Regions from separate parts of the Homo sapiens genome. Here region 2 is linked to region 1. The links are chromatin loops, found by intact Hi-C in ENCODE. Cell type or tissue: Caco-2. All regions are shown on one strand. Links, peaks and the distances in the headings refer to the core of each region. The heading gives the core; the rest is flanking DNA. Region 1 has its middle 3.3 kb from the start of RSPO4. Region 2 has its middle 10 kb from the start of PSMF1.

The links. A loop is a pair of places that touch in the nucleus more often than their neighbours do. Peaks named below come from ENCODE experiments on the same cell type or tissue, not always from the same donor. Only the 100,000 strongest peaks of a DNase experiment are listed, where the experiment ranks them.
Region 2: it touches region 1 in a loop (2.6-fold over the local background); 1 of 110 quality-filtered maps calls a loop at or near these places.

Annotation. Positions count from the first base shown.
Region 1 is chr20:1,004,126-1,007,040 of GRCh38, forward strand. No RefSeq gene overlaps it. Among named protein-coding and RNA genes, the nearest start is that of RSPO4, 3.3 kb to the left of the region's middle. RefSeq lists an enhancer at 1,521-1,815 and a silencer at 1,610-1,790. In Caco-2, for the core only: no CTCF peak of the experiment used is centred there; a DNase peak (open chromatin) is centred at 1,706.
Region 2 is chr20:1,107,174-1,110,088 of GRCh38, forward strand. No RefSeq gene overlaps it. Among named protein-coding and RNA genes, the nearest start is that of PSMF1, 10 kb to the right of the region's middle. RefSeq lists an enhancer at 1,493-1,542. In Caco-2, for the core only: a CTCF peak has its summit at 1,482 (motif pointing left); a DNase peak (open chromatin) is centred at 1,448.

The sequences.
Region 1 (2,915 bases), core at 236-2,735:
TCAGGACTGGGGGGTGCCTAGATTAGGCCACCCAGTGAGTCAAGGACTGAGCTGACATGGGCATCCAGGTGTCCCATTGTGGTCATCACCATGGCCTGCAAGGACCTCTTGTTCTGATATCTCTGATCTCAGTCTTTCCCACTGCCCCACCCCTCTCTCTTTAGCCTTAGAGATTTCAGCCCTTGAATATTTCACAAACACCACAGGCCTCTCACACCTCTGAGCTTTTCATGTTGTGGGGCCTCTCCATGGAATACCATCCTATATCCTACCTCCTTCTTCACTGCCTCTGCTCCAGGAAGCCTTCCCTGATTCTCAGGCCAGGTCCAGTGCCTCCTCTGGGCATCCACAATCTCTTTATCACAGCTCTGATCACATCAGGTGGTAACAATGGATGTGTCTGTTCTCCTTCCAAACTGCCATCTCTTTCAAGCCAGAGCCAGACACACAGCGGTGCTCAGAATGTTTGCATAATGAGTGCATAAATAAATGAATGGTGAATGAATGAATTCTCCAGATGCACAAGTCTCCCAGCCTGTACATGGAATGCAGGTACTTGGAGAAATGAGGTGACCCCAGAAGATCAAGCCTTAGGAAAGCGGAGGTCATTCCCTTCCCCACTACCCCCAGTACTGGAGTCTCCAAAGTCCAAAGGGGACAGCTTCCATGTGAGCAGGGCCAGAGAGGTCCAATGTGCATTGTGAATTGACAGCCAGCCACACGGCTCTGCAGGATGAAGCTGCTTACCCCTTCTTGAATTTTTTCCCCTATTTATTCCCCACTGCCTCTGCTCTAGCTAGCCTCGTGTTTCTCAGACTCTTGTCACTCATCCTGCGGTTTTTGCTGTTCTCTCTGCCTGGAAAGTCTTTCCCCAGATTTGGGGCTTGTCTCCCCTCGATGTTGCCTCCTCAGAGAGGCCCCCTGTGACCACTCCAGTAAAACGCACCACCATGCACTTTATCCTCTTGTCTTGCTTTACCCTCCGTAGTACCTGTTCATGTCTGTCAGTTCCTGTTTGCTTGTTTGTGAGTTCCATGAGGACAGGAATCTTCTATTTTGTCCCTATGTGCCTTACACTGCAGTGATTAAGACATACTTGTGGAATGGATTTTTTTAAAAAATGAGTGAATGAATAAGCACTCATTCATCCATAGATTCATTGTGGGACCTCAAGTACTTTCTGTTCTCTTAGGCTCAATTTCCCCAGTTGTTCAATGGCACAGATGGGATTTTGTGTTCTGTGAGAGCCCCTTTAGTGCTTCCAGAATTGGATATTTCTAGGGTTCTAAGGCCCAGAACTCAGGGCCCTTCATACCCCAAGATGCTCAGAGGGTGTTTGGTTCTCTAACTATGGGGGCTGTCTGGGCATCTTGGCCTGTTATCCAGTTCCCCTACCCCAATACAGGTGCCCAGGGAGGCTAGTGATGCTGATGGCATGCTCTGGCGGGGGGCGGGGAGGGGTGCACCCAAGGGTGTCAGTTAAGGCACCATTGTCACAAATAGATGAAGACAGGTATAATGGCTGAAACACACTAAGCTCACAGCATGTGTTCCTGATCAGCAGATCCTTCTCTGTGGGATAGCAGGAACTCAGATTCCTTTCAGCTTGTGTTCTGCCCTGTTCAGTACCTGGTTTAAAGCTCACCGAGAAGGGCAGGGCTTATGGGAAGTACAGAGCCTGTCTACCTATGTCCCATTGGCCAGAACTCAGACACACGGCCACACCTACCTGCAAGGGTGACTGGGAAATGTAGTCCAGCCATGTGCCAGACAACACACAGGAGGAAAAGCAAGAATTTGGTGAACATCTGGCCCATTGACCAACGTTGGGCCACCCTCATTTCTTGCCCCAGTCATGCAGTAGCTCCTTCCTGTGTCTGCTCTGACCCCTACAAGCTCTTCTTAAGCAGCCAGAGGACATGTATTATTCATCGGGTGAAGACCAAATTTCTCCTCAGAGATGCAAGGGCTACGTGATGGCCCCTACTAGGGGGCCATCTGCTAGGGTGACCAGCTGTCTGGTTTGCCAGGGATTGAGGGGCTTCCTAGGATGCAACGTTGACCTGTGTGTAGCCTTGTATAATACAACCACAATCAAGATATTTAAACATACTTAAACAAGATACTAAAACATCATCACAAGACTCCTTCATGGTATCCATTTATGGCTCCACCCTCCCTCTCCACTTCCAGTCCTAATCCCTAGCAACCGCTAATCTGTTCTCCATCTCTGTAATGTTTTATTTTTTGAGACAGGGTCTTGCTGTGTCACCCAGGCTGAAGTGCAGTGGCACGATCATGGCTCACTGCAGCCTTGACCTCCTGGGCTAAAGCTTCTCCTGCCTCAGCTGTGTAGCCTGGACTACAGGTGCATGCCACCATGGCTGGCTAATTTTTTATTTTTTGCAGAGGTGAGGTTTCGCCATATTTCCCAGGCTGGTCTTGAACTCCTGGGCTCAAGTGATTCTTCCACCTCGGCTTCCCAAAGTGCTGGGATTATAGGTGTGAATCACCACGCCTGGCCTCCCATCTCTATAACTGTTTTTACATAAATATTGTATAATGGAGTCATGCAGTATGCATCTTTTTGAGATTTGGCTTTCTTCACTCAGCACAATTTGTTTGGAGATTCATTTTAGTTTTGCATGTATTAGTTATTTGCTTTTTACTGCTGAGTAGTATTCCACCGTATGAATGTAATATAGTTTGTTTAACCATTCACCCACTGAAGGACATTTGGGTATTTTCTAGTTTTTCATTATTAAGAATAAAGGTGCCATGCTCACTTGTGTATAGGTTTCTGTGTATCCTCTTTGGTGAAATGTCTGTGCATATCTTTCACACATTTTAAATTGGATTTTTACATTACTATTGTGTTTTAAGAGTTCTATGTATATATTCTATATAGAAGTTCT
Region 2 (2,915 bases), core at 286-2,785, 100 kb after region 1:
AAAGCAACTTGCCCAAGTCTACACGGGAAAGCCAAGCTGTGTGTGTGTGTGTATGTGTGTGTGTCCTGACTGCTTGACCAGATTGTGAATTCAGCTCCAGGTAGAGTACAAAGAATACATTTGGAAACAGTCTGGTGCTTGATGGGGGCCAGGTAATGCTGTGATTAAACAGCAGGTTCCAGGGGCCTTGGCAGGTTGCACAATCTCCAGGGAGTGAGACTGCAGCAGTACTGTTAGTACCGTTGGTGGTGTCTTTGACTCCTGCAAATCCTAAAGAACAGTTCAGGCCTAGGTGGTGGTCTCTTTCTGTCCCTTCCTAGCTCTCCACCTAAGAAAATTGCCCAGGGTCATACTGCTTGTAAGTGAAAAAGCCGGGATTTGAGCCCAGGAAGTCTGACTTGCAAACTTGCATGCTGCAGGGTTCAAGACTTGGACTTAAACCCAAGTTTGTTCTTCTCAGCTGTGTGACCCTGGAAAAGTTGCTTAAGTTCTCTGAGCTACTTAACTTCTCATTTAAAAGTTGTTATGAAAATTGAATTAGATAACATGAGCCAAGTGCCAGACACATAGTAAATCCTCAATAAATAGGTGCTGTTTTCCAAGGCCTCATTATCTCAAATAATGAGCCACCTCTTAGGGGCCCTTATCATGAGCCAGGTACTGTGGGAGGCATTTTATTGACATCATGTTCAGAAATTCTCCCAACAGCCCTTGGGGAGACACCACTATAACCCCTATTTGACAATTTGATAAGCCATTTCCCCAAAGTTGCACAGTGAGTAAGCAAAGAGGCCGAGATGTAAACCCAGGTTCCCTGACTCCAAGGCCTAGACACTTTTCTACACTATGCACCTGCTAATGTATTTATTCACTCATCACATATTTATTGGGCACCTACTATGTATGCCAGGCTCTGTTCTAGGTGCCAGGACTATAGCAGTGAACCAAACAGACACAAATCCCTGTGCTCATGAAGCTGATGTTCTGGTTTGGGGAGCATCAGGCAGAGCTTCTAGCCTTTCAAGGTAATACTGGTCACCCCTCCCACCTGCCTGACCAAGGTGGGCAAGTGCCTGATGGAACTTTGGAGTTGGAGCTGGACATGGGTGGCATGGGGGCAAGGCAAGGATCAGGCCCAAGTCTGTGAAAGGATGGAGACAAAGAGAAGTAGGGGGTACAGGAAAGAGAGTGGCCTCAGAAACCGACCCTCTGTGCCTCCAAGGACTTGGGTTCTCTGGGGACCGTCTCTCCCTGAAGGCAACGATCCCCAGAGCTAAAATCAGGTATTTCCAGGTGTGAAGGCTGATTGCAGTGTGGACAGAGCCTGCTGGGGGGGCTCTGGTCTAGGGCTCCCCTGAACCTCCTGGTGGAATGAAGTCAGGATGGAGGAGAGTGTGCCTCTCCCTGCGTGGCTGCCATCTGTGGACATTTGGGTGGGCCAGGGTGCCCTCTTGTGGCCTCCCTTGTCTCTGCAGAGACTCTTCATGTGTCCCTGTGGTTGGAGGAGCTTCCCATGCCTAGATCGTTTCTCTGTTCCCAGCCTGGACCCTTGACCCTTTTTTCTATTCCCAGCCTTTTCTGCCCCTGAGGTCTGAAAAATGGTCCTCGTCATGACTCTTGGCTTTTCCTGTGTAGATCTTGAAACTCAGAGCTCAGAATCCCGCAAGCCCTTAGTGATGCTGTTGGAGGCATGGCACTGTGATGAGGAGGCAAGCAGGCTGACCGCCTGGCTCAAATCCTGACCCTGCTGCTTAGGACAATGGCACAACTTCTCCCTTATTTTTCTCATTTTTAAAGCGAAGATAATAATAGTTTCTACCTTAAAGTGTTGTTCTGGGAATTAAATGAGACAATATACATTGAGCAATTTGTCAAAGCCCCAGTACTACCCCCCGACCCCCACCACACACACACACTCACACTCACACCTTTTATGCCTTCCCTTAGTATTTCAGAGGCCTGAAACCTAACAAGTGCATTTTTCAGAATGACTTGCCAGCTGGGTTCCAAGTTAGATCCAGCCACTGGGAGGCAGAGGCAGGGGCACATTATTGCTTCTCCAACAGCAGTGGCAGAATCTTGAGTTTTAGGTTTCAGTTTGGCAGCAGCCTCTGCAGGTCCCCCCACCACCCTACATACACACAGACTGCCCCAGGATGGGAGGCAGCTGTGATCACTGCTGGTGGTTTTCTGAAGCTCCTGCAATGTCCAGACTTTCTGAAAGCTGGTGGCAGCTTTCCCCAATCTTTACATTCCAATCCATCCACTGGTTCAGTAAGCATCATATTTTTCCCATTAAATCCCCTTCTGCTGGATGTCAAGCAACCAGGGCTCTCATTCATTGTTGGCAGGTGTGGAAAATGGTATGACCATTTTGGGAACACATTTGGCAGTTTCCTATAAACATATACTCTACCATAAGATCCAGCAATTCTACACCTAGGAATTTATCCAAGACCAGTGAAATCATAAGGCCATACCAAGACCTGTCCATGTATGTCTACAGCAGCATTACTCATCACCATCCCAAGCTGGAAACAACCCAAATGCCCATCAATAAGGGACTGGACAAACTGGCACATCCATACAACACAATATTACTCAATAAAAAGGAAGGTACTGATACACACAACATGGATGAAGTTTGGACATGATGATGAGTGAAAAAAGGCATGAAGGGGTATTATTTTATGTGTCAACTATGGAGGGGTGCCAAACCTTCAAGAAAATAATTGCCACACAGCTGTGAGGAGTGCAGTTTGCTAACGTCCTCCGGCCATAGGACCACTGGGATCATGCTGAAGCCATGCTCTTTACGGGCAGCCCACCGAGCAGAGACAGCACTAAGGCCTGGCCATTTCAATCCAACAGGGAACTCTCTATGATATTTCTTGGTGCTGGAGTTCTCCGTTGGG